7 separate regions of the Homo sapiens genome follow, and regions 1, 2, 3, 4, 5 and 7 are each linked to region 6. Evidence: chromatin loops called from intact Hi-C (ENCODE). Cell type or tissue: IMR-90. All regions are shown on one strand.

Region 1 (4,000 bases), 340 kb before region 6:
ATATACACACACACATATATGCATATTATATACACATATACACATAAATATATATATACACATAAATATATAATACACATATATATACACAAAAATATATATACACATATATATTTATATACACATAAATATATATTAAATAAATTATATATATTATATACACATATAAATATATATATTAAATATATATATATAATATACATAAGCTGGATGATGGTGCACACATGTAGTCCCAGCTACTTGAGTGCCTAAGGTGGCAGGATCACTTGAGCCCAGGAGGTCAAGGCTACAGTGAGCCCTGGTCATGCCACTGCCCTCCAGCCAGAGCGGCAGAGTGAGACCCTGTCTCAAAAAAAAGGAAAGGAAAAAGAAAAAGTCAGTGATCATGTGTGTTAGATATTAACAATCAGTCAGGATAAGGACAAGAATTGACCATTGGATTTAGCAGTGTGATGTCACTGGTGACCTTGATGAAAGATGTCACAACAGAGTTTTGGAGATAAATGCCTGATTTGACTAGGGACGAGTAAAAACGGTGACAGGAAGTGTTGAAAGCATGCAGAAAGCCTACAGAGAGTTCCGCTGTCAAATGGGGTAGAAAAATGTGGTGATGGATGGGAAAGGATGTGGAGGTCCAAGTGGGGTTAATTTTTCAGGGAAATGGTTATTTGTTTTGTTTTAATTTTTCACATAAGATTTTGCCAACTGATTTTTTTAGTTAAGTAAATGTCCTGCAATTACTCTTGTGTGTCATTGCTATTAAAAATAACTACTTGTGCAGGTAGCGGTGGCTCACGCCTGTAATCCTAGCTCTTTGGGAGGCTGAGGCGGGCAGATCACGAGGTCAGGAGTTGGAGACCAGCCTGGCCAATATGGTGAAACCCCGTCTCTACTAAAGATACAAAAATTAGCCAGGCGTGGTGGCGCATGCCTGTAGTCCCAGCTACTCGGGAGGCTGAGACAGAAGAATTGCTTGAACCGGGGAGGCAGAGGTTGTAGTGAACTAAGATTGTGCCACTGCACTCCAGCCTGGGCAACAGAGAGAGACTCCATCTCAAAAAAAAAAAAAAAAAAAAAAAAAAAAAAGTACTTTTGGTGAACAAGAAGAAAGAAGAAGGTGTCCTGATTGGTCTCGTAGTTTCATTGTAAAATCATGGGGAGAGAATGGAATACTATTTTGAATCAGCCACTGGGTCCTTTGTGCATGTGATGTTACTAACCACTGGCTTCAACTAATCAGGTGAAAATGAATAATTCAATCAACTCTTTTCCATCTTTTTCTCTCATTTTTTCCACATCATGTAAAATACTTCACTTAATTCTTAAATCATTGCTTTTATAATCATATAAAACAACATAAACTATAGAAAATATAAATTCTGTGATAATACTTTTCAGTAAACGTTAACTAAAATGTCCTAAAATCCACAATTTAATTGTAATCTAATTCTAAATTACTTGTTCACTAAGAACATTGCTTGGTGTACAGTGAATGCTTAATACTTAAATCTTTAAAAAAATGGATGAGTGGCTAAATAACATAACACTAAAGAAATCTGCAAGTATTGGTAGCGGGCACCTGTAATCCCAGCTACTCGGGAAGCTGAGGCAGGAGAATTGTTTGAACCTGGGAGGTGGAGTTTGCAGTGAGCTGAGATGGTGCCACTGCACTCCAGCCTGGGTGACAGAGCGAGACTCTTTCTCAAAAAAAAAGAAATCTGCAATTATAATCGTTTATCTCAAGAATGATATTAGCATTAAGGCTATGTTATAGGTCTGAGTCTTTTACAAATCAAAAGCAAACATGAAACACCAGATGGTTAAATTGAGTCTACTTAACCTAGCAGATTGATATGTTAATGTAGCTAGAGACAGATAGATATAATTTTTATATACATATAGTTTTCATATAGCTTTTGCAGTACTATTGAGAAAGTACCTAAATTGTTCTGAACGGAATCATTTTAAATGCACAGAATATCCTAGATCTGGGTTTCTCAACCTCAATATTTAGGGCCAGAAAATTCTTTGTTGTGGGAAGATGACCTGTGGTTATGGCATTTAGTTTAACAGCATCCCTAAACTCTTCCCACTAGATGCCAGTATGACCCCAAACCCCAGTAGAGACATCCAAAAATGTGACCAGACATTGCCAGATGTCCCTTGGTGAGCAAAGTCACTCCAGGTTGAAAATCATTCTCTAGACTCAAATAACCAAGTAGACAAGTTTTATTCTTAGTTAGCAGAATGTATAATAGACTGTGGATTCACAAAATATATAAATAGCATTTCTTTCCTAAAATACAGTGAAGGTGAATGATTTAAGGAGGCAGTAAACGTGTAAAATGTGAACAAAAGGAAGCAATGTTTGTAACACCGAATTTGCTCTGTAGCAAAGTTTATGAAAATATAAACGTATAAGTAGAAAGCTGGACTTCTGGAAAAATGCGTAGGGATAAAGCACATTTTCATGGAGGAAGGAGTGCAAGTATTGGTTTTTCGGAGAATCATGTTAAAATTGGTTTAATTTCTTACCTTTAAAGTGAGAGGCAACACAGCAGTTAAGAATTGAGATAAAGTGCCAGTCTGCCAGTTAGAATCCTGTGTCTCACTATTTTAACACTCTGTGCCTCAATCCCCCATTCTGTAAAAGGAAGATAATAGAAATATATTAGCTCTTAGCAGAAGTAAATGAATTCATATTTGTAAAGCACTTAAAACAGTACCAGGCAAAAATAAATGTCATCTAAGTGTTTGTTAAGTCTGATTGGGAGAATATAAAGAAAGGTGTACATAGTTTGGTGAGTGAGAGTAATGTTTTTCGGGTGGTGAAAAGACAAACAGAAAATAAGAAGTACTGGAGTAAATTCCAGTACTGAAGACACGGGCAGAGAAGTATCAGGTAAGATGGAAGATCCACAAATGAAAGGCGTTGATCTTGGAGAAAAGCTGTACCACTATTCTTCTGATAGTCCGTATAATAATCAAACTAATCCAGTAATTTGAAATAGAGAAAACAATTGTCTGACTTATATGTAATACCACGTAGGCATTAGGAAATGAATACAATTTTTAAGTTTTACCGATTTTTCTTATCCAACTGAAAATTTTAAGTTGTTCTGTACAGCCTCAGCCCCTGCTGAAATCCTGCCTTCAGATAGACCCAAACAAACTTCACAGGTGCCATTTTTGCCGGCCTGAGGGCTTCCTGTTATTCTAACTGCCTGGTTACCATAGGATATAGAGGAAGTGTCTGAAGTTCTCACTGCTAAACGGACTTTCCTCCTGTAGATCTCTCACACTACTTATGATTCTAAAGTTATTTGAATCCCTCTGATGTATTTTCCTTTCTTTGACCAAACCGTGCTGAAGTGAAATTGATTATCCTAATAGATTTCAAAATCTGAAATCACAAATAAATCAGTGATGGGTTGGCTAACATGTAGTTCCTCTCAAATTAGTGATCATCATATCATTTTAAAACTTAACAGTGAGGCTTAATAAGGATTTTGGTTTGGGTCACTTTTTTGTGTGAATTTGAGCGAATTATTTTTTTCTTCTCCTTGTATCTACTCCCAAACACACATAGCACCAGGCAAAGACCCTCTGAGGATTGCCAAAATGACTGAGTGAAGAAATGCCATGAGAAAGATTCAACCCACAATATGAATCATGAGAAAGGCATTAACACCCAAGCATTTATTGCCCCAGCTCCTCCACAACACCCCTCAAGATGGCTGTCCGTCTCTACTTGACTGTTTTCGTGGACTAAGACCTCATTCACCCCTAAATGCATTCTATTCCTATTTTATGATGACTAGACCTTACCCATGAGGAAGTCCTTCCTTAAACTCAGATAAAAATGTGTCTCCCTATAGCTTTCACAAGATCTTCCTGTCCTCATGCTGTCCCCTGAAGCTCTGCAAAACAAGTCTCGTACTACTTCCAGGAGCCTGTTCTTCACATAAAGATAAACATTTTGTAGTTGCTTCTTTACCTT
Region 2 (4,000 bases), 380 kb before region 6:
GCTACTTTTAATCCCAGCTACTTTGGAGGCTGAAGTGGTAGAATTGCTTGAACCTGGGAGGTGGAGGTTGCAGTGAGCCAAGATCATGCCACTGCACTCCAGACTGGGTGACAGAGTGAGACTCCATCTCAAAATAATAATAATAATAATAATTAATTTTTTAAAAAAGAAAGAAGAAGAACTAGAATTCAAACTTAAGGCATTTGATTCTTAATTCTGCACCCTTAAATTTGTAGCTTAATACAGAAAGGAAATCTATAGCTAAGGAAACTGAGAATTGGAGACAGCAGCTCAGTTGCTCCAGGTGGCACAGTTAATAAGTGGCTGTATCCAGACCAAATCTGTGTGATTCTCTCAGGTTGGGCTGTTTTCTTCATAGCACTTGTTTCAAGAAGGGAGCACTTCCATTTAATGATAAAAACAAAAACAACAACAAAAAAAAACCCTGTTGCTCCCAAAAAAAACAAAACCAAAAAAAACCCAAAAAAACCTGTTGCTCCTTGTGTTTGCTTATGCTTTAAGGCCGGCCCTGCCAAAAGACTAAACATTTCTGCTTCCAAGGTAAAAGGTTTGGTGGCAATAAATCAGTGTACATAGGTGTGCCTCACTGTACATTAGCATTTCCCTGAAAAGGTGTGAGCTTTTTTTTTTTTATTCAATCGTTGTTTGTGCACATTTTGAAGAAGTTTATCTTCCTTTATCATGACTCTTACCAGCTGCCTCCCACATTTCTTTTTTTTTACCTTTGTTTTCCCAGCTTCTCCAAATACTTTTTTTTTTTTTCCTTTTGAGACAGAGTCTCACCCAGGCCGGAGTGCAGCGGCATGGTCTCGGCTCACTGCAGCCTCCGCTTCCCGGGTTCCAGCGATTCTCCTGCCTTAGCCTCCCAGGTGGCTGGAATTACAGGTGCGTGCCACCACGTCCAGCTAATTTTGTATTTTTTAGTAGAGACAGGGTTTCACCACGTTGGCCAGGCTGGTCTCAAACTCCTGACCTCAGGTCATCCACCCGCCTCAGCCTCCCAAAGTGCTAGGATTACAGGCTGAGCCACCGTGCCCGGCCACTTCTTTAAATACTTAATGATCAATAGCACTTCTAGAAAATACTAGCTTGCTATTTAACAAAGGGTCTCGAAATGATCATTTGCGCTATTTACTGATTAAAAAATAGCAATACTTCAACTTTGGGCAGCATCAGGTCTGCTTATTGCCCCAGGTTGGCCATTGGTAATTGTGTTTTCTTCTTCCGTCCCTCCATGTCTGTCACTCTTTAGGCAGATAACTCCCGAGTTGGAGGTTTCCTCCTACATAAAAAGGGATCTGATGTCCTCCTGATATCCTAAAAATCTTTGGTTCTGGAATTGGCGGCTAGCAGAGGCTAGCTCTGTCCTTAACCCGGCCCCTATGACTAGCCTCCCTTCCCCAGGCCAACTAGTGTCAGAAAGAATCAACCAGCAGCACAATAAATAATTGATCTTCAACATGTGCTTCTAATTCAAATAAAGGGCATTTAACCACAGTGAGTATCGCATGTGACTGAAGTATTTTATGTGGAAAGTTGAAGATTTCTGATAACTTGCTGTAAAGAAGTTTTCACAGTGACTAAATCTCCAGGGGCCCTTTCTGTCTCAAGTTCAGGTTACTTAGACAGTGATTAAAGACCTTTCATTGGCCCCTGTGGTAAATGATAGCATAGAGGAAAAAAAAAAAAAAAACAAAAACCAGCATTCTTTGGCTATGTAATTTAGCAAGACTTAATCTATTTGTTTGAGTTTTCATCCATCAGGCTTGCTGAAATACTTTAAATAATTAACCTGTTTCTCTGCAGCCTGAAGCGTCCCCAGAGTTTCCACTCCAGGCCTGAGATGAGTGATTACCCAGCACAGATTGTCTTATTTATTTGGAAGACTCTCCAGCTCAGTCCAGCTGCTTTTTCTTGGGACAGCAGACAGACCCTGGACATGGTATCCTTTTACGTTACAATATTTACAAAGTAGAATAAATCAATGAGACCCAACAGGAAAAGGCCATAGTTTATTTTATTCATTCTATTTTTGTTTTTTCTACCATCCCTGCTAGGTGCTCAGCAACTCAATCTATTGAATTTCAAAACATGTAGAGGTGTCGACATAAGTCTCAAAACTCTGCACAGAGAATCCCAAACCACAAGCTTGGACATTTCCAAGGAAAGAAGCACAGGGTGGCAGGATGAGGCAAGAGGCTGCTTACTCCAAGCCAAATCTCATGACCCAACCGCATAGTCATAAGAGGAGTGCGTTCAGTTGCTTTAGGAAACCAAGAGCAGTGAAAGAAAACACTTGGGAATTTACTGGTAGATAAGGTTTTTCTGATTGAAGAAAAGGTACAAAGTAATGCAGACCAATGATGGTTTCTGGGCAGCATTATGATTATGTCTTTTTAGGAAAATGCCCCTTCTAGGGGACCTCACTTGCTGTCTGCCCACAGATTTATCTGGACTGAATCTCGGTTACTAGTTTTTGCTTTCAAAGACCTCCTATCTAGGGGAACATTTGAAAGGAATTTACCAAGTGCTTCCCTGCTGCATAATCTGTGTGTTCTGTGTTAACACTAACTTGCATTTTGCATGTGGAGCCAGAAGCTCTCTTCTCGGGAGCCTGGGTCATACTGCTCCTTTAAAAATGAAAGTGAGAGAGAGAGAGAGGCCACGCTGATTTTAGAATTGAGTCAGGGCTTTGTGATTTATAGAGTACGCAGGGTGAATAGGCGTGGTTTCTAGATATCCACAGGCAAGTCTTACCTTAAAAGACACAGGACTTTGCACACGCCTTACAGAACATTCAGAACAGAAGAATCAAGGCTTGTAACTGATGAGACTAATAGATAGAATATATTAAACTGAGTAGAATCTGGTGCCTAAAAATTTACATAAAAGTGGCCCAGAGAATCCACTCAGCACATGTCCTGGCCCACTCAGAAATGATGAAATACAAATATTTAAAGAAAAATCTGGATTCCTTTGTGTGTATTAAAAATCCTCTCAAATATTCTAAATGGATGAAGTTTGGTCTTGGTGAGGGATAGAGGGTCTGAGACAGTATTAGCAGTTTTATTTTTTGCCCAAGTTGTACAGTGCCTGCTTTATCCAGGTTTCTGTGGATTTTATGTTGGGGGGAAGAAAGAAGCAAAAGAGCAGTGGGCCTGGTTAATCCTTTTATCAAGGTCACTCCACCACCAGCATCTCAGAGGGATTTCCAGGCCAAAAGCAATCCTTTGTGTGTGTGTCTTACGATAGTGGCATGTCCTCAACTCCTTTGAAAGTATGAGGTCAGGAGTTCGAGACCAGCCTGGCCAACATGGTGAAACGCTGTCTCTACTAAAAATACAAAAATTAGCTGGGTGTGGTGCAGGCCTGTAATCCCAGCTACTGGGGAGGCTGAGGCAGGACAATGGCTTGAACCTAGGAGGCAGAGGTTGCAGTGAGCTGAGATCATGACACTGCACTCTAGCCTGGGCAACAGAGCAAGACTGTCTCAAAAAAAAAAAAAAAAGAAAGAAAGAAAGAAAAAAGCAAGAAAGAAAGCTAGCTGTTTCCACAGTGATCAACTCCATCAACTGTCATGGACAAGTACAAGTTGGACCTAAGCTGTGCATCGTTTTTTTTTTTTTTAAACCAGGCTTGTTTCCTGGATAATTTCCCTTAGATATATTGCTGTGTCAATTAGAAATCATATTTATTTTCACTTATGAAAAAGACGTCTGGAGATGTGCAATCTAGGGCTGCAGTCTTTCTTACCTTTCTATTTTCCCTTGTAGGGGGTGTCCTTGATTTGCATTCTTACAAGGTGGCTTCAAGAGCATAAGCTACCAAGTTAGAGGTCCAGATGGAGAGAAAGGTGAGCAGGGAGAGGAACAGGGCATGAGCCAGCCAAGTCAGCTTAAAAGCTTTCATAAAAGCCGCACCCATAGATTCCTGCTAACATCTTATGTGCCAGAACTATGCCAGTTAACCCTACCCTCCA
Region 3 (4,000 bases), 110 kb after region 6:
TGTCCCATGCTAAATGTATGATATTAATCATAGGGGAAACTGAGCACATGACATAGGGGCACCATCTGGACTACTTTCACAATTTTTCTGTAAATTTAAATCTATTCCAAAATTTAAAAGTTTACTTAAAAAATCCATTCTGAGTTATCTTCTCCAACTACCCACTACCAATCTTAAGTAAAGAATGTCTCTACTCATTTTAAATTTGTAAAAAGTAAATTGAAACCAACATTTTCAAAATGCCCCTTTTGATCATCCTCAATATTGGCATGTGGCAAGTTTATTGGCAATGATAAAAGTGTGTGTTTTGTTTATCTGTATTTCTCCCTGCAAGGAAATAGTCAAACTTTCATGCTCTATTGTCTGACAGTGTTCCTGTTGCAAGGCAGAAGTCTGAAGTTGTCTGAAGACAACTTCATTTTTTGGCTTGTGTCTTCAAAACCCTAAATTTTTTTTTAGTAGATCATAGTAAGTGTATTTCATATAGGGTGAAAGAAGTGAGAGAAGTATTAAAGAAAATGAAGTATTAGGAATAGAGAGAAATAGGAAAATGTATAGTTCCCCAAACTCAGGTATGTTACAGAGATCCTTGAGTCCTATGACTAGTAGGGATCCCAAACCTGTTTCCTCTCAGCTTCCTAGAAAATGACCAGGCCTCAGTAGACTGAATGGATCAACCTAGGAAGGCTTCACTCAGAACACTAGCAATCCTGATCTTTCCAAAGATGCCAATGCCCAGACAGAGAAGCAGCAGAGCCCCTCTACAAGGGCCCACACCAGGGTTAGCCCTTGAATGTTTTCTATACTGCCTAAGATGCCGGGAACTTTCCTTCAACTCCCTAGGAACCCCAGTTTTGATTGACAGTCAATTCCCTGCTAAGCCAGCAAGTTAGAAACTGAGAGTCAAATTTAATTAAATTTTTGTAAAAATAATCTAACCTTTCCTCTGAATTTGTACAGTAAGTTTTGCACCTGCTTCAGAAACAAAGTGTAGAGCTATCACTGAAAGAGCATCAAACACTGCACTTTGAGTTGAAGAATAAAATGTTGCATACGAATATCATACCAGATAGAAGGGAGACAAAGGACTCCTGAAAGATGCTCTCAGCAAATATTTTATAATAAATATAATATCATTTACTGAATCCCTAATTGGACACGTCCCTATGTAAGCTAAAAATCATCAAAAAAAAATCATCTACCAAAAAAAAGCCTACAGCTTACATCATACTTAGTCATTAATGGATTATATGATAAAAATATGCTAGGATTGTGCATACATAATTGCAGTTATCCATACTGTATGGAGGGAACCAGACAGAATTAGCCCACTTTGAGATGTGAGAAATGAGTCTCTATGCAGAAAAATAACTCACCCGAGATCGCACTGCCAATAACTGTCATAGCTACAGAGATAGAAGGAAACTCTAAACCTGTCCTCTCTTGAATGCTAAGGTTCACCTCCCTCTTTGGCCTCAGCTAGGTCTGCCATTTTTATCACGGGACTATTTTTATGCAAGATTTGCCAACCTGGGAAAGAGTGGCTTTGTTTTTATAGGTTGTGTCTTCTTCGGGTAAAGAAAGATTTGGGTCAAAAACAGTTCCATTTCATTTTGTAATCAGAAACGTTTCATGGAAAATTAAAATTGCTACACAAGCTATACTGCACACATCATGAAGTGTTCACTCATAAGAGATCATTGAGGCACCCCAGGACACTTTGCCCGTCTTCAGATCACACTCCTTTCATTCGATGTAGAACATTTGGTCTGGGCTTCAGAACCCATGAAAACCGAGCTGATACTTCAAACGGTGGATACTTCGGGTCAGGCAAAATAGCATGGAAACTTGTACATGCCATAAGCACCTCATCTATCCGAGCCAGAGGAAGACATCCACTGAATGTCTGCATTCAGCTCTAATCCAGCCTCCCTAGGACCCACAAAAACACGAGCATGTCCCTCCATTGTAATGCAGACTCTACCAAATAAACAAGCACCTATAGATTTAAAAACTTTTGAGATAATGTATCACATTTTAAATGATAACATAAATAAGCTGCTTCAAGATTAGGACCTTACATAAGTGGTATTAGAGTCACTGCAGCTGTTCAGTGAAAGTGTCTCTTTCTACTTCTTCCTGCTGATTTTTTTTGTCCTTCTCTGCCAAAAAAGCATTTACTACATTTTTTTTCAATATTTTCTCCGTGTCAAGTGGAACTTTTTCATCCAAATTTCACTGCTCAGGTCCATATGTCTCCTTTTTCTTCTTTTTGTATTTTTTTTTAAGATACCACATAACAAAAATGTTTCTCTTATATTAATTTTGTTACTCAGGCAAAGTAAACCATCAGTCCTTGGTATGTCATACAAAAGCCAGAAGAGTAGTGACTCACTCATGCAGAGATTTTATTTAAAACATTTGCTCTGTGGTCAGAGTAGATTAAAGACAGATCAGGTTACCCTCAGAGCAGTGCAGACATAGTGAGAGTGAGAGATGTTGCCACTTGGTAGATAAACCACACACCACTCACATGACAGTCACTTTCCTTGGTCCCCTCCTTCAAGACTGGAACACCTGCATTCAGCAGACTTGGGCTTTACTGACCTTGTAACTCTGAAGGGTTCTTGAAAGGATCTGACATTTTAATTTTGTGATAAAAAATGAAATGGCTGCTGAAAGATCTGAATGTCCCTTAGGGACTCCTGGTACATGAAGAAATGAAAAAGAGAAACTGGTGGGGAAGAAAAGGGAAAATAAAAAAGAAAAATGAGGGAAAGGAAATAAACCAAAAAGAGAGCACTATGACAAGTTTCCATTGTTCTTTTTCTGTGCCAGAGAGAGTGGAATTTTAAATGATTGCAAATTGAGCGGCTCATGGGTAATCGATTTGGTCTCCACCAATAGAGGTCAGAAACCCATGACATGTAAATAATATTTATGCAGTTGAAACAAGGAACAGATGAAGTCCATGGAAAAGAATGAATCTCTGCTTTTTGATTTTTATAGAAGAGCACAAATTTCAACATCTGAGACCGACATAGTAAGAAAACTGCTCATAGTAAAAGCTGATGTGTGAATGAATATCCGTAACTGCCAGTATTTATTAGTCTATGTGCTATTTAGCTCAGGTCTACCAACTAAAATTAGTTAATAGTCGACCAAATTCATTGGTCAATTCATAAAAATCAGCTAATTAACTGATTTTGTGTGTGCGCGCGCATCCATTTTCAAACATACTTGTCCTAGAGCAACTTTTCTTCTTCCCTTTCATTCTTCCTCCCTTTTTTCTTTCTTTTTTTAAATATGCAAAAAAACACTAATTCTTTCACACTTAAAACAGCTTGTGACCTGCTGAAGATGGAAACTGTCAAGAAGATCATAGGATCTGCGGATTAGAAGAAATTCCAGTGGTCATCTAGCTGGACCTCTGATAAGGGCAGGAATCCTTTCTACAACATCTGGTAGTATATGGTCACCAAAGAAAGCCTGCTTGTATATTCTCATTGATAAGGGACCTGCTATTTTGTGGGGCATTTAGTTTCATTGTTTATGCATCTATGTGTTAAATCCATATTTTTAGGTGTGGGTAATAAATTAATAAACAAGAAAATCATAAGATAGTGATAAGTATAATTCAAAGCATTAAAACAGAATAATGTGAGAGTGTGTAGATAGCTACTAAAGACTGGGTATTCAATGATGGTCTATTGCAGGATATGACATTGGGGCTCAGAAATAAGTGTTTTCCAAGCAGAAGGAATAGGTAAGATGAAGAGTCTAAGGTGGGAATCAGCTTGGCATGGAAAAATAAATAAGCAGGCTGGAGATGATGGGCTAGGTTCAGGGTACTGAAAGACAAGCCTGGAATGGGTGCAGAGATCATTCAATGCTGGGCTTTGTGGGCTGTGACGAGGATTGTGTGTTCTATTCTAAGCACAATCAGATCTATTAGGCAGTTTTAAACAACATATTTTAAAATATTGCTCATGTAGAGAGA
Region 4 (4,000 bases), 190 kb after region 6:
TATAATAATAATACCACCTGTAATAGCTTCCATTCAGTCCTAAATAAATTCTCCCTTCCTGCTAAACAGGAATATAAAACTTTAAAACCCATGAACAAAATTAACATTTTTAACTAGGTCATTTTAACTAGCCAGTTCTCTATTTATCGAGGATGTTGTGATCTAATCATTATTTCCCATAATAGGTTTTGCTTCTTTAATGATTTTAGTAGGAAAATCAGCCCCTTTTATGGGAGCTAGGATAATACACACATCCCATAACCGGTATCAGCCCTGTCTAAGTCACAAAACAAAAAGGCAACACAGTCATTTAAATCACAAATGAATACTCACATTTAGGCTAGGAAGAATATGTCCTAAGCTTTACCATAAGCTAATGGCCAAACTGTTAAGTCTACATAGATGTTTCTATGAATCTACTGAAAAGTAATGAAAGTATGAATATAGGAGAGGGTTCTCACTGAAGTCTAAAACATAGGTTAAAAGTTTTTTTTCCTTTACCCTTACAGAAAGGAGAGGAAAATCAGAAAAATATTAACATAACGTAACTGTCCTATGGAATAAATGCAGGTGTCCCCTGATGGGAACATAGTTCCCTCAACACTGTAGTTAAGACATTTTCCTCTAAGGCTAAGTAGAAGCAACAACACGGGTCTTACGCGCTTACCCATGCAGAGGCAGAACCAAAAAGTGTGTTCAACCGTCCAAACTCTGCTGGCCAGCCAACCTTAGACATTCGCGGAATATCACTTCTTCACCTGACTGGGTAGAAAATAACTGACATTAAACACCTGGAACCCACAACATTGTTCTCATCTGGCAGGCAGCATCAGAAAAACCTAACTGTCTATTTACAGGAGAATGACCACATATATAGAGTACATCCTACTATAACATGCAATCTGCAGTTTAAAATTAAAAGTGGTTCTGAGTATACTTATACAGAAAGAGCTTCAAGAGATACTTGACATGTTACAAGCACGTTTATGTTTGGGTGTGCAGTGGGATACCATTTACAGAAAGCCCAAATCACAAAAGAGCATAGCTCATCTAGAAGGATAAGTCAATCCAGCAACAGTGCCAGGATTGAGGGTCGGCCACCAACAAGGGCTTTGGGTTTATTTTTATATTTTCACAATGAGAAGTGTTGATGTATCTTTTATGTAAATGCCTTCTGCTCTTCTCTCCTTCCTCCAGCAAGGGTTCTGGCCAGTCATGGTCGTCATGTTTAGTTGCAAGAAGGGCAGCCTCTCATGCAGCAAGCAGCCATGATGGGCCATGTGGCTTACTATGTAGGATACATCACCTGTGTCCATCTTCTTGGGAGATTTCTCCTAGCACTTAGCTCTGGCTTCTTGAAAGTTATTTTATTTTATTTTATTTTATTTTATTTTATTTTATTTTATTTTATTTTATTTTATTTGAGGCGTAGTCTCGCTCTTGTCACCCAGGCTGGAATGCAGTGGCACGATCTCGGCTCACTGCAAGCTCCACCTACCAGGTTCACGCCATTCTCCTGACTCAGCCTCCCGAGTAGCTGGGACTACAGGCACCCGCCACCATGCCCGGCTGATTTTTTTTTTTTTTTTTTTTTGTATTTTTAGTAGAGACGGGGTTTTACCGTGTTAGCCAGGATGGTCTCAATCTCCTGACCTTGTGATCTGCCCGCCTTGGCCTGTCAAAGTGCTGGGATTATAGGCGTGAGCCACCACGCCTGGCCCTTGAAAGCTACTCTTAAACTTTTTAGCTAAATGACAAAAAGTTTTATCTTTTTGACCCCATTGCCTTTCAACTTCTTAGAAAATGCTCCATTTCAATCAAACAAGGTAGTTTGTTGCTCATAGTACTATTTTCCTGCTTAAAGACCTTCCGGAGCCCCTCTGCTCCCTGAAGCTTCCTCTGGTGGTCCTCTGAACCAGTATCTTTTTTCCTGAATTAACAAACTTTTTAGTAGATTTCCAAAGCACTTTAGTGAGTACTGCAGCTCATAAACTAGGATTAAAAACAACAACAACAAAATCTATGCCTTTTTTATTTCCTCCAGTTCGCTAGGCTTCCCCACAGCAGAATGATAGCATCAATAATTTATAATAATTCTCCAAGTAAACTAATCATGCAAACCACACTAATAAAACATTGTAAGCCTAGAACTGTGCTAATGACAACACAGTGGTTACAAAATTAATGATCTCCCTCAACTCTTTATCCAAAAATATCCCACAGCACTTTACGGTTTTAAGATATCAAGAAGCATTTTCCCTCTGCACAAGCAATTTGCTGGCTTCCCCCAGAAAGCACAAATGGCCAGGATAGGAAGTGTATGCTCAAAACTGGAAAATTACAAATATGTGAACCAGCTCTTGAAATTCCCCTTTGCACTGGATTAGAGCCAGGATAACGAGTCTTACACTTCCAGCCATGCATGAAAGATGTTTGGGGCTTTTTCTAATCCAAGACCCAGAGCACTTTTTCATGTTGACTTCCAGGGGACAAGGCACTAAGTGAAAGCATATCTTGCCACATGATTGACTTTTCTATTTTTTCTATTTATTTAAATGTGTCATCACAGCTAACCACATCCTTCATTTTATCCCATCCCATTAAGAAATACGATAAGAGATTTGAGCCCATCATTGGTTTTTTTTAAGTAAGGATTTAAACAGTAGACATGAAACAGAAGGAATAGTCAGAAGGCCTGAAATTGAGCACTATTCAAACACAGGTAAAAAGCATGAAATACCACCAAATCTGACCACCCATCGTACATTCACTTATCAATATGAAAACACTTCATCCACGGTAAAGGGCTTTGAAAATGTAAGTATTATTTTAAAGGCTATTATAAAATGTCCAATGAGGACTTTGAGCTAAGCATATTGTATAGCACTAAATGTAGTGTTGATAGGCACTCGGGATTTTTAAACATCGTTACTCATTGTTATTAAGATGAATAATTAGTGTAGCAGCTGTTGGTGAGCCAAACACTGATCTTTGATATGGACTTACCAGGAAGAAATGCCCATTTTCTCAGCCTCTTTCCTCTCCCCTCCCCTTGGACCCCAAAGCCACACAGGATGAGCAAAGCAGATCATGTGTTTGATGCATTGTATATGTGCAAACCAGACTGTGTACACATCAGTCTTCTTTGAGGAACTTGCACTAAGAGGATGGTAAGGAAGGAGCAAAGCTGACTGTCCGAGTTGACTTCCAATCAGGATATCCCAGCTGGAAGCAAGCCAGCTTCCGCTCCTTTGAATAAAGCAAGAAAGACGTGATCTTTCTTATAAATGAATGAACAATACCATCGGTGTGACCCCTTTTATAGGCTTCAGCCTTCAGTGTGACTCTAAGTCATTTGGTAACAAGTGAATTCCCGAAAAAGACTGGTCTGGCAATAAAGTCTGAATGTTCCAAAAGGCAGAATTAAACTGCCTAGTCATTCCTCTTCAAAAATCCACTTTTAAGTATTTCCTTTAACTTCAATGATTACCCTCAGGAGTAGTGAGAATCTAGGCATCTCATATACTGCTGACAAAAGAATGTGTGGGTGAGACCTCTTGGTGTCTTCGCATTACTTAACAACAAAAGCTTTCAGAATGTCCTTAACCTCTAACATAGAAATCCTGCTTCTAGGAATTTATCCTAAGTAAACATTTGTAACGTCACAAACACTTGGCTACAAGAACAATTTTTATAAAGCAATTTATAAGAAAGAAAAAATGCAAGACATCTTACATACACAGTAGTAATAGCCAGTTACATTCACTATAGTACACTCATATGATCACATATTTTGCAGTTATTAAAGAATGAGTATGCTTATTAAGAGTAATAAGAGCAAATATGTTTTCATTTTGGTAAATTTATATTTGTATTGGTTGTGTGTAGGAGAGAAAGACACACACACACACACACTTTGAGAGTCTAAACCCAAAAAATATAACCAGAGTTATTTCTGAATGCTAAGACTGTGTTTCATCTTTTTCTACTTGCTTATCTA
Region 5 (4,000 bases), 110 kb before region 6:
TCTTAATAAACTTGCTTTCACTTTACTCTATGGATTTTCCCTGAATTCTTTCTTGCAGGAGATCCAAGAACCCTCTTTTGGGGTCTGGATTAGGACCCCAGTAAAATTACCACACACCACTAGAGTAATTGACTTATATTCTCTGTCCTCAAGATGGGAGGTTCTTGAGAACAGGAACTTGGTTTTATATTTCATTATATCTCTGATATCTAGCATAAAACCTGGTGCATAATACGTGTCAATAGGTGTTGAACAAATTGTTGCAATTAAATTTAGTAAACATTGATTGAGTGCTTGCCATTTGTCAGCTAACGTTTTAGTAACGGGATACAGGGATGTGTTTAGATTCTCATTGAGAAAAGAAAATATAAGTGCACAAATGACATTAAGCAATGGTAGATGATGCTAATTCCTGTGAAAAACGTAAAACGGATAAATGGAGTAGAGAGTAACAAAAGGAGAATTGGGAGAGTTCTTTCAGTCCAGACAGTTAGAGCCGGCCTCAGTGAAGAGATAACAGAGGAGACAGATTCATGATCGTAGGGAAGATTAATCCAGGCAGAAAAAGAAACAATTGCAAAGGCTCGGAATTGAGCCTGTTTTATTATGTCACACCCAACATGGAATTTCTTCCTAGAATTAGAGGAGAGGAGAGAATTTTTAGATTATGCATTTCTTTAATTTTTTTAATTGCAAACTTCTACTGCTGAAGAATAGGAGCTCTCAGACAACAGGATATTTTGCCAAGACATGAAAACAGCTTTGCTCCTGGAAAATTATTTTAATTGTTCTGGTGGGAGGTATTGAAAAAATATTTACTGGAGATTCACTTTAGGGCCACAAAATTAAAACAGCAATTTAGCAACAGGATCATAGTTAGTGATGTTCGGAGACGTATTTGGTTGTTTCGGTTTATTTTATTTTATGGTAATTTAGCTGAGGTAGCTTTTATTTATTCAGAAATATTTACCCCTTTTCATTAATGATATGTGCTCTTACAATGAAATTTTTTTTTTGCTTTTTTTTTCTCCCAAGTACATCTTAATTAAAGTTTAGCCAATTTTATGCATTGAAAAGTGTAAAAGTATTCCCTGAGCTGAAATTCCTCTGAAAGAGTGGAATAGAGCATGCTTCTTACTGATCCCAAGTGTTCCAAATTCTGACCCAAATAAGACCTTTGGGGGTTCAAGCTCATTTACATTTCATAAAATGTAACTTCCTATTTCTGGAGAATAAAAGGCTTTGAAAGTCACAAGGAAACGGCTCAAAAGGCATCCAGGGCATGAAATAGCTTTAACAAATCCTGCTTGATGAGTTAAGTGTAAAGGAATCAGAAACATATGGATTACATTTCCCATAAAATACACATAGGCTTAATAGCGAAGAAGAAAAAGTGGCTGTGGCCCAATGTGATTCAGGTTTTTTCGAACCTAAAACATTTGGAAAATAGTTCAAGATGGTTAATAAACCCCAAAGCAAGCCCAGTCTGTCCTTCCTACTGTAGGGAGGAATGTGCTGGATTTCAATGCAGTACAAGAGGGTGTCTGCTGGATTACTGACAACTCTCTTTGTCACACAAACAGTACCTCCTAGGGAGACAGAGAGAAAGGCAAGGCAGGTTTGCACTTGTCTGAGATATGCAGAATACTTTGGACCCCACTGGCAGAAAGTGCATGTTTCTTGGTCCTAACTCCTCCTAACAGCCATAACCTTCTGACTCGGTCATTTCAAGTCATGGTTATGGAAAGCCTCCTCCTCTCCTTTCTTTCCATGGCCACCTCCATCCTACTCACTCACCCACCCCCTGTAAAAAAAAAAAAAAAAAAAAGAAGAAAAGAAAAAGAAAAACATCAACATTTCTAAAATTGTTCTTTAAGAGATTGTTCTAATCTGAGCTCATTTAGGAAATGAGGAGTTTGAATAAATTGCATTCCCAGGCTTAAATTACTGTGTCATTCTTGGTGACACAATGAACCCTTTCACCTAGCATTGTGTCCTAGGAAATTACAATTCCTGCCTTGAATGGACCTGCTAGAGAACAAGCAGAGGGTCAGTTGCAGATCATTAGTCAGAGGGGATCCAGAGCCCATGAGTCAGGACCTCTCACTGTTGCAGGAAGCAATCCTGACCACTTACCCCCAAGTCTCTTCAGGCCCACTGCCCTGGGGGAGCTACCACACACTGCAAAAGAATGTCCACACTGTGACTGCAGTGTGGGGACCAGAGACGCACTGAGTCAGGCCTGCTCTTTCAGGTGGAGGTCAATGCTGTTCTGTCAGGCAGAACCAGTACTCCTTTGAGATGCAAGATTTTGAGGAAGTGCTTTCCAGCAAATGCTCCACTTTCTTCAACTTCACAAATTCTTTAAGGTTATCATCTACTTTCCATTTTCACAATCACAACCATTATTCGGGGATTCTTATTCTACCCATTATGTCCACAGTCTTCAACTTAAAGCACCAATCCAACCATATCACCTTTCAGTAACTCTTTCTTCAAACATTTGGTCATCTAACTACTGACCTGTCAGATTCTTACCAAAAAAAATGACCAAGTAATATTGAAACCTGGGGAAGCCTTAGCATTTTCAATCTTAGAAGGCAACTGAAAACAACCTACAGTGAGTAGTTATGTAAATGAGGTGTGTTTAGATTCTGAAGATGATCAGACCAGGCTATCTTTGCCAGACTTCTGCAGGGACTCTGGAGTCTAGAGAGAAGGCAACTGAATATCCATGTGCTGCCTTAACCTTGGAGTCCTCAGGATTCTAACTTGCAAGTTTTCTGCTTAGAACTCAGCATTTGGGGCAATGGCTTCCAGCATTTTTTTTTTCCTTTTCCTTTAAGTTCTGGGATACATGTGCTGAACATGCAGGTTTGTTACATAGGGATACATGTGTCATGGTGGTTTGCCGCACCCATCAACCCATCATCTAGATTTTAAGCTCCGCATGCATTAAGTATTTGTCCTAATACTCTCCCTCCCCTTTCCTCCTACCCTCCGACGGGCCCCGGTGTGTGATGTTCCCCTCCCTGTGTCCATGTGTTCTCGTTGTTTAGCTCCCACTTATGAGTGAGAACATGCGGTATTTGGTTTTCTGTTCCTGTGTTAGTTTGCTGAGGATGATGGTTTCCAGCTTCATCCATGTCCCTGCAAAGGACATTCTTTTTTGTGGCTGCAGCATTTTTGAATATAAAAAATCTTACAGTTCACTATATTCACTTCCCCATTTTAGATCAATACTCAAGACCGAAGGCTTTCTAGTTATCTAGCCTTCCTCATCTTGTCCGCAGGATTATCTGTACTTTCCTGTCATTAGACACCTCTTCCACAGATTACCACTCACTCAAAGCCACCTCTGCAACTCTGTGTTGTGTCTTCTGCCTGACAGACTCTTCCTAGTGCTACCTGCAATATCTGTTCCCTCTCTTCCCCCAGTGCATAAAGCCACTCCTTAGCAAGTTTAACTTCTTCACTTTCTCTCAAAATCTTGTGCCTTCAATTTACCCGGCTGGATGTTTTGTTTGTTTGTTTGAGACAGTGTCTTGCTCTGTCGCCCAGGCTGGAGTGCAGTGGTGTGATCTCAGCTCATTGCAACCTCCGCCTCCTGGGTTCAAGCGATTCTCCTGCTTCAGCCTCCCGAGAAGCTGGGACTACAGGTGCCCGCCACCACACCTGGCTAATTTTTGTATTTTTAGTAGAGATGGGGTTTCACCATGTTGGCCAGGCTGGTCTTGAACTCCTGACCTTGCGATCCACCTGCCTTGGCCTCCCACAGTGCTGGGATTACAGGCGTGAGCCACCGCACCCGGCCTGGATGTTTCTTTACTAAACTCATCTCTACCTGATGCGGTTTGGATATTTGTCCCCTCCAAATCTCATGATAAAATGTAGTATCCAGTGTTGGAGGTAGGACCTGGTGGGAGGTGTTCAGATCATGGGGGTGAATCTCTTATGAATGGATTATCACCACCCCCTTGGTGATGAGTGAGTTCTCACT
Region 6 (4,000 bases):
TTTCCCAGTGTTTTCTCTGGATACTAGTTGGCCTTCTCTGCTAGGCACAGAAGGATCCTTATTTTTAAGTAAGTCCCTCTCTGCTGTTACCCTGGATCATAAAGTTGCCCAGTGAGAAACAGCTGTCACCGAAATTCCAACATTTCAGGCTTCGTTCTTGAGACTTGATTTGGGGCCCATGTGAGGACCCACCATGTTCTCTGTCCATGGTCCTCAGTATAAATGCCATGTCTGTTCTGAACCAGGCCTCTTGTCAATCTTGGCTTTAAACTTTTCAAGAAGATGACTCAGTGTCTCTTTGATGTATTTCCCAGGGAGTCTCTAAAGTTAATTCTTTGTACGCCACATAACTGTATGTGAAATTAGGTCACAGAAAAATGCTGTGCAAATTTGATGAAAACACTTCACAGCCATACTCACATAAAGCACTAACAAATACAATTTTCTTAGTTTTACTTGTTAAAATACATAAAGCATTTTAGGAAGGACTAGGTGTATTTGAATTGCATTTGGCTTCTAAAAAGAGTTAGGAAAGATTGTGTATTTGCTCCTCAAATAAGGTTTTTCTTTGTTAAGTGTAAGTGCTTTCAGAAAAAAAAAAATCCTAAGCAGAAGGTGAAAATAAAACAGATTAATTAGTATTGTTCTGATGCCCTTTAAAATACCATCTACCTTGTCTCCAACCACTTGGCTCAAAGGCTTCACACAGAGCCCCCACTGTACAGTACTCCCCAGAAATGCTGAAACGCCACTGAACCCCCCAACTACATATTCTCTCCTAATTTCTAGCTCATTCCTCTCTCACACATGTGTCATTGAATTAATGTTTTTTTCTTTAGAACCACCATAACCTCAGATTCATCTCTCCAGAGATCAAAGATAGGCAAATTAAGAATGTCAAAAGACTTTGCTGAATGCAGCTCCTTATAAAGTATGTCAGGATTAAATGTTCTAAAGCCAAGATTATCTAGCCCCACCTCCACCCTCCAAAAAAGGAAAAAAGACAAGAAAAAAAGGCACCAATCCTTTAACAGCATCTGTGTATTTACGGAGAACTTACTTTGCTTTCTCATCCATCCGATTCAAAATTGTCCATGTGGATTTTAGTTTTGTGGAAGAAAGCTCATTTTTTTTGAGACAGTACCCCTAAATGTACACATTTAAGCCCCTGACACAGACAATTTGTATCATTAAAATACTTCATCTGAAGCACAGGGCTTTGATTCTTTGATTTGATTTGACCTGTATTTACCTCTTGCTTTCCCTGTCTCCTTTTCTTCCATTTAGCTACAATTAACTATAACATGTCTAAGTCTTCTTCATTCCTGGGCTAGCACGTCCAAGTATGACCATCCATCATTCCATTCCTGTAAGTTTTCCTGTCTCTTGGTATCCACTTGGGTAAAACTTGAATTAAGAAAAGTGATTTTTGTTTTACATCATTGGGCATCTTCTATTGCTTCTTTAAAAAATGATTCTTAGAAGTCTTGTGTACCTCACCCCAGTTATGCTGTTATATCTGAGATATTTTTCCTCTCCAAAACTAAACTGAGTCTTTTAAAAAGGAATAGAGACCTTTGTAGAAAAAAAAAAAATCTATGGTCCCAAGAATGGGTAAACATTCCAGAGAGGTTCTTGTTTTTCCCCCTACAGGTCTGCCCATCCCTACAAATTGCATTCTTGTAAGAATACTCTCAAAGTGAGTCACAACAACAAAGTAAACAGAGGGTTTCTCAACGTGACAGAGGAAGAATTTTTTTGTTTGAATTTGCATGTTGTTTATATTTTCAAGCAGGAACTGGAAGAAAGAGGTTTCACTCTCATTGAGGATATCCAGTCATGAGTTCTTTTTAAGCTTTGCTGTTGGCTCAATTCCCTTCAGCAGTGCATATTTGGACTGGGGGACTATGACTCAATTTCCCTTCCTTTCACCTCACTTACTCTTTCATCCATCTTTCCCAACACGCCATGAGGAGATTCTTTGCCAATGTTCATTCCAAACTTCTGTTGTAGCCACATCTCTCCACCAATCTATTCCTACCTTCAAAAGTCCAAGTTTCCACCCTTTCAAAGTTCCTCATAGCCCTTCCTCATTCTCTGCTCATACGCATCCTCTGTTGCTCCCCTCGCACACTGCTACCCCAGCTAACCTCCTCTGTGTGTCTTTCTTCTTGCCTAAAACAATATTTTTCTAAAATTCCTAATTCCTTTCCCCTTTATTATTTGGTCTCCAGGTCCATAAATAACTATTCTGAATTTCACCTCTAAGAATAATTCTTAGAGCAACACCTTTGCCCTCAATTATTATATTTTTCATATTTTTGCCAAGTACATAAAATACTGCCTTTTATGGCTAGGCTTCCCATATTTCTTAAATCAATATATAAATAAATCATGTTTGTCCTTGTTGTTGCCAATTTTATCAACAATTCTCTCTCCTTGGGTCAAGAATAATGAGAATTCTGATTGTATATCCTACTGCCAAGATCGACGTGTAAGGAACACATTTGGTATGTTATAGTGAAGCATGGCTATGTAGTAGCCCAGAAGACGAGAAAAAAGGAGTTCTGTACCTGGTCAGATTTGAGAGAAAAGGGAAAGGAAGGGAGGTGTTAGATAGAGAAGCAGGAGGACAGGATGAGAGCAACATGGTGGGAAAATGACTCAATCTAAAATAATTGTAATTCCCAGTCTCATTTTAGTCAAGTGATCTGTGCCAGAGTTGCAAGATGTAGTAGAAGGACATCAACATGTAAGGAATCCTGGTGAGGCATCAGGCATAGGAGCCCAATTCAAAGTATAGAAGAACTGCAGCAGAGAGAAGTATAACATGGGGGAAATTCTGGGTCATTCAAAATAGAAAACTTTAGGAAGCCTCACAGGTTATGTTGGGGTGGATGGGATTGGGACTGGCATTTATTTAAATACTTCTTAGGTCAATATCAATATTAGGGATGTACAGTGAGACTGGTCCTATATATGAGAAAATTAGTAAGCCCAGCTTTGGAACTAGGAAGCATAGAGAAAAAAAGAGAGTGAGACTGACAGTAACTTTGATTACTCAGACATTTCATGTGCAATGTGTGAAAGAGAAGAAAATCTTCTGTGTCATTCAAGCCCTAGCTGCCATGCGTTTGTGGTTTAGTTTTGGGGAGATTACCACTAGGGCCTCAGTTTTCTCATTGGTCAAATCTGGTTGTTGAGTCAGGTATTCTCCAAGGGTTTTCTAATTTCTAGAGCCCTCTAAGTCTGTGAAGAGTCTCTCTAGCCCTGTTTACACCTCAATCCAATTCACCATCTCAGCCAAACTAAATTAGTGCTTAGAAAGGCTTTGCTCTTTCTTTGACTATTCTTTGGTATACATGGTCCTGCCTAGTGTTGTGTTGGTAAACACTTAACATTACCTGATTTAAAATGTTTCCCAACTTTTATGGTGTGAAGATTCCCATCATAGCCAATGTCAAGCTACCAACGTGAGGTCAACTGACTGCATGGCAGTGCCCCACCATATAGCATTTCTGCCACATGAATACATTAGGCATCAGTAACCTCAGTGACTAGTTTTGAGTATTCTTTACCTTTGTCTTTAATATCATCTATTTATATAATTTAACTTTTAATAAGGGCTCACAGTTCTCCCTCCTCCCCCCACACTGCTGAGTTCAGGTGGGTAACTTACTACAAGTCTGGCTCTCTATATAAGAAAATGAACAAATCAAGCTTTGGATCCAGGAAACACAGAGTGAGGACAAATGAGAGCAAGACTAATAGTAGCTTTGGTTAACGGGTGGTTGTATTCCTCTGGTTCCATTTCTTACTCTGTAAAATGGAGAGAGTAAGATTTGCCCTTTTGCCTAGCTGGATTTTTTTAAAGTTCAAGTGAGAAGAATGTGAAAAGACATTGAAAGCCAAAAGATAAATTATTATTGTTGCTATTATTTTCTCTGTTTGGAATTGAAAGTTTCCATTAGAAGTCTAAGTCTGACACAAAATGGTAATA
Region 7 (4,000 bases), 160 kb after region 6:
AAGGAGCACTGACTAAATACCAAGTACTGCATCAAGGGCCAGAAACCCAGTGATAAATAAGATGAGTATGTTGTCCACCATTTCTGAGCCTATTACTCCTCTGAGTTTATTGTGGCCCTTTCTATCTAAGTGAGGCTGAAGGCCACTCCTGTAACAGAAGTAAAAGTTGAAATTCTCAACTCCATGCTTCTTCCGTGAAGCCCTCCATCAGTAACATGCTAACAGGTTGGAAAAAGAGTTGACAAATATGTACACTGGTCAGGTAGAAGAGGAGACATGGTAAAAGAGGAGTAAAGGAGAATGGTATTCTTTCTCAGGTAAAGAAACTATCTTCAACAAACTCCTTTGACAGTAGGCAAGAGGGTGTATAACATGGTATTGAGTGGAGGCAGAAATATTAACCTAAACCAGAGCTACTGGTGCTGAAACAAAGATTCTAGCAATTCTGAGACCAATGGAAAAAAAAAAATTTTATAACCCGTCTGCCAGCCTGTAAGCCTGTTTCCACTTCAGAATTAATTAGTATCAACATTTTACCAGCCAATATGTCTCAAAAAAAAAAAAAATCAACAGTGTGCTCTGCTTTTTTTCTTGTGCAATAAACCCCTAGGGATTACAGATATATTTATACCACATCTTTCAGGACAGTTGGAAATATTAACCAAAAGTACGTACCTAATGATTGTTTTCATTGTAATGCATTTGTATTATTTTCAATGAATGAAATTTATTAAATGACTATATAAATGTGATATGTCTATATATAAAACAAGTTCCATAAGCATACATAAAGCAGAAAATTTTGTCAGACTATTATATTCTGACTTAGGCATGGTCATCTTCCACTTGTAAGATTCGTATCTCCCATACATAAGCTAAATGACTCTGTAGAAGATTATCTGGTCAGAAGATGTGACTAGAAATTCATAAATGTTCTATTTCTATTAAACCTGCCTCACTGACACAGCCCACTTTTGTTCTCTCCTATTCTGCAAGACTTCGAAGGCTGGTTTAACATTCCTGTGTTCTCAGCTATATAATTCTGGTCTTTCCACCAAAGCAGTTTTATTTCCTGACAGTCACTACAGCTTATGAAAGCCAGTGCTATTGGGAAAATATTCCAAATGCACAGGTTATGTGGTTGTGGAAAATAGGCATTAATGGAAAAGGGACTGAAACCAAGTTCTCTTCCGATTGCTATTTTGGAACTTCTGGTTTTTCTGTGGAGCTCCAAGTCAGTGGTGATTGCAAAACCAAAGAGACCAAACAGAATATTCAAAAAGCAAATGACCAGGAGGAGTTTATTTAGAAAATAGATAAATACAAATTGTGCTTTATGGGTTTTCATGTTTATGTCAGAAGGAATGGGTAATGTTGGACAGTCTGAAAGTGATGCTGTGGAATTTCTGTATTTCTCTTTTGTTTCAAATCATTCTCCCTGTATCTGATACTAAACTCTTCAGAAAGGTTTCACAGCTGTGTCCTTTGGGCACAGGGCATGTTCTGACATGCAGAGGATTATCTTGTGCAGCCTGTGGCCGCCAGCGCCACCTAGCTTCTGTATACATTTCCTCAACTCAACAGTTTTCCAAATTGTTCAATTAAATGAGCCAGTCTTCCATGAGAGCTCAGTATCGGTCTCACAGATTTTGAATGATGAAATTGAGGACGCGAGTTGGAACAGCCAAACTGCTCTGAATGGTTGTCAGGTAGAAAGACATGTTCTCTAAGTCTGTGGAACTTTAGGTAGGATTGACAACAATTCTCAATGCATTCATCACCTGCCTGTCTTTTATTTGACAAACCTTTGTGTGCCAAGCAGTTAGATAACGTGCACAGAGACCCAGCTTCTGAATTTTAACCACTATGTTTCAAATTAGGGAGGATTTCTAAGAAGAGAGTCTTTGCTAGGCTCACACTCAGGGACTGCTTCCCAATGAAGGAGATCAGAATATGTCACCCCAAAATATGCCGGCATAAGAATTATTTTGAGCTGGGGGCAATTGAGAAAAAGCAGACACAGAAGAGCTCTGCCGTCCCCCTCTGCTTAAAGCAGGGCATAAACTTCCCCTCGTGAAGGTGTTAAAAGAAAAACTTTAGACAAATTAGATTTAACAATTTAATTAAGCTCATGAATCAAGCAGCTCCCAGAAGCAAAATAGGTTCCCAGCGACTCTTGGGCTGCCACATGGTCAGATAACATTAATCGACAGGAAATGGAAAGTGAGGTTCAAAAAATAGAAGTGAGGTACAGAAACAGCTGGATTGGTTACAGCTCAGCATCTGCCTTATTTAAACGCAGTTTAGACAGTTGGCTGCCTGTGATTGGCTGAAACTCAGCTGCTGTGATTGGCTAAAACTTGGCTACTTGTTTCAAGAATAGGTTACAGTCTATATTTCCACAGCCCCTTGAGTTACAGTTCACTGTATATGGCGAAACCTTAGCTTTAGGCTAAACAAAGGTGTCCCCCACCCTCCCCTATTAGAAAGAGGAGAACAACCCTTATCAGGAGATGGAGATAGCACCAAGATGTGCTGTGTAAGCAAACTTTAGTAAATAACTCTTGTTTATTATTGCTTTTCCTCATAAATTTACCTTCCCACCATTCACCACCCCTGGAAGCCCAAACCCTCTTTCCTCTGTCATAGTCGCTTCTCCCCAGGTTATCATCCTTTGCTAAAATGTTATAGATGCCCTCCAGTTTACCTGCTTTTTGGGGGGTTTTCACCTCTTTTCTATGAAAACCCTGCCCACATAAGAATATTAACATCACATACAATGTGTACAATTTTCTTCCATTCATCTATCTTTGTCAGTTTAACTTGCAGGCCCACCCTCAGAATATAAGAAAGTAAAGAAAAACTTTTACCTCCCATACATTTAGAGTCAGTGAATGATTGATTACTAAACAGAAGAAAAGTTAGAAAATCTAGGGAAAATGTCATGAGGTCATTCGCTCTGTCTCAGAATGTCCTTCATTGTTCTGATGTCACCTTTGAATGGAGTTTATGATTCTTATCTCCTTAAAAGATAACAGAGATCTCATCCAAAGAATCATATGCTTCTCTCTTTGGGCTAACTTATGACTATAATGTGAGAAACAGAGGAGCACAGAATCATGGGTCAGGCTCATTCTTTGTAGATGAGACCAATTGCTTGAGGGCATGATTCGGTATACTTTAGAGGCAGTGGGTGTTTGAAATATATAAATGAAATCGACACAGATAAATAGAGCAGTTCGACAAATAGCCTGCTTGGATTGTCTAGAAGCCCTTATCGTTTTGTTTTATTTTGAAAGCCAGGACAATATGATTACCAACTATTAGTTTAATGACGAAATCTTCCAGATGGTTATGATGATTAGAATGATCAAGAAATTAGAAGCTGTTCAATCCTCATAGGAAGGCTTCAGTGGAATAGACTCCCTGCTGCCTCCTGTAGACTTGGACTTATTTAAGGAAAACCCTACAATGACTAGTTTCCAGTTGTAGAAATTGGAAGAAGAAAGAAATAGCACCTGCAAGCCTAAAAGTTCTCTTCCTTCCAATGAAAAAGGAGCTTAAACCTGTCCAAAGTCATGTATGTTACCTCGGCAAGTAAAATTTTATCATTCTGTGTACTGAGTGAGTCTTCTTCCCCTCCCAAGAGGCTTTAACTATAGAACCTTTAGGTTTTTTTTGTTTGTTTTTTAAGAAGGGGGTCTAGCAACAACCTCAAGTTCCAGGACAGTCATTCTTTACTGACAAAGGAAGCAAAGATGAAAGTCCAATTAAAAGCCCATGAAATTTCCATCATGTTTCTTTGAATTGAGTTTGGAGTCTTTGGAATTCTCAAAATAATTCACATGAAGATCTCAGATGCCAATGTATTTTCTGACTCCCTTCAAGGTAGCCATATGAGGAAAGGCAATGAGTTTTATACCAGCATTTGCTGACAGTAAAATATAATGAAAAACATTTATTTGTAATAATGTAGACCACATTCTAACTGCCATTTAAT

The links. Peaks named below come from ENCODE experiments on the same cell type or tissue, not always from the same donor. Only the 100,000 strongest peaks of a DNase experiment are listed, where the experiment ranks them.
Region 1: it touches region 6 in a loop (20-fold over the local background); 2 of 110 quality-filtered maps call a loop at or near these places.
Region 2: a loop joins it to region 6, with 9 times the contacts of the local background. A loop is called at or near these places in 6 of 110 quality-filtered maps.
Region 3: it touches region 6 in a loop (6-fold over the local background); 2 of 110 quality-filtered maps call a loop at or near these places.
Region 4: a loop joins it to region 6, with 5 times the contacts of the local background. A loop is called at or near these places in 2 of 110 quality-filtered maps.
Region 5: it touches region 6 in a loop (6-fold over the local background); 2 of 110 quality-filtered maps call a loop at or near these places.
Region 7: a loop joins it to region 6, with 6 times the contacts of the local background. A loop is called at or near these places in 4 of 110 quality-filtered maps.

Annotation. Positions count from the first base shown.
Region 1 is chr17:70,099,302-70,103,301 of GRCh38, reverse strand. It overlaps KCNJ16 (potassium inwardly rectifying channel subfamily J member 16), which reads right to left. Exons shown (of 4, transcript NM_170741.4): 2 at 2,536-2,644. Among named protein-coding and RNA genes, the nearest start is that of KCNJ16, 26 kb to the right of the region's middle. In IMR-90, a CTCF peak has its summit at 2,119 (motif pointing right); no DNase peak of the experiment used is centred here.
Region 2 is chr17:70,136,261-70,140,260 of GRCh38, reverse strand. LOC105371882 (a long non-coding RNA gene) reads left to right here. Exons shown (of 4, transcript XR_934953.3): 4 at 1,828-2,024. Among named protein-coding and RNA genes, the nearest start is that of KCNJ2-AS1, 31 kb to the left of the region's middle. In IMR-90, a CTCF peak has its summit at 2,209; DNase peaks (open chromatin) are centred at 2,210 and 2,690; H3K4me3 peaks cover 811 bases; H3K27ac peaks cover 2,504 bases.
Region 3 is chr17:69,653,553-69,657,552 of GRCh38, reverse strand. All of the region lies in intron 3 of LINC01483 (long intergenic non-protein coding RNA 1483), which reads right to left. Among named protein-coding and RNA genes, the nearest start is that of LINC01483, 62 kb to the right of the region's middle. In IMR-90, no CTCF peak of the experiment used is centred here; a DNase peak (open chromatin) is centred at 2,402; H3K27ac peaks cover 2,249 bases; H3K27me3 peaks cover 850 bases.
Region 4 is chr17:69,573,993-69,577,992 of GRCh38, reverse strand. No RefSeq gene overlaps it. Among named protein-coding and RNA genes, the nearest start is that of LINC01483, 18 kb to the left of the region's middle. In IMR-90, no CTCF peak of the experiment used is centred here; DNase peaks (open chromatin) are centred at 2,392 and 3,592; H3K27ac peaks cover 1,802 bases.
Region 5 is chr17:69,868,452-69,872,451 of GRCh38, reverse strand. The region is part of intron 4 of LINC01483 (long intergenic non-protein coding RNA 1483); the gene reads right to left. Among named protein-coding and RNA genes, the nearest start is that of LINC01497, 91 kb to the left of the region's middle. In IMR-90, no CTCF peak of the experiment used is centred here; DNase peaks (open chromatin) are centred at 1,381 and 2,111; H3K27ac peaks cover 2,553 bases.
Region 6 is chr17:69,759,915-69,763,914 of GRCh38, reverse strand. All of the region lies in intron 3 of LINC01483 (long intergenic non-protein coding RNA 1483), which reads right to left. Among named protein-coding and RNA genes, the nearest start is that of LINC01483, 170 kb to the right of the region's middle. RefSeq lists an enhancer at 1,139-2,338. In IMR-90, a CTCF peak has its summit at 1,700; a DNase peak (open chromatin) is centred at 1,824; H3K27ac peaks cover 3,409 bases.
Region 7 is chr17:69,604,883-69,608,882 of GRCh38, reverse strand. The region is part of intron 2 of LINC01483 (long intergenic non-protein coding RNA 1483); the gene reads right to left. Among named protein-coding and RNA genes, the nearest start is that of LINC01483, 13 kb to the right of the region's middle. RefSeq lists enhancers at 1,401-1,670, 746-1,945. In IMR-90, a CTCF peak has its summit at 1,548; a DNase peak (open chromatin) is centred at 1,522; H3K27ac peaks cover 2,435 bases.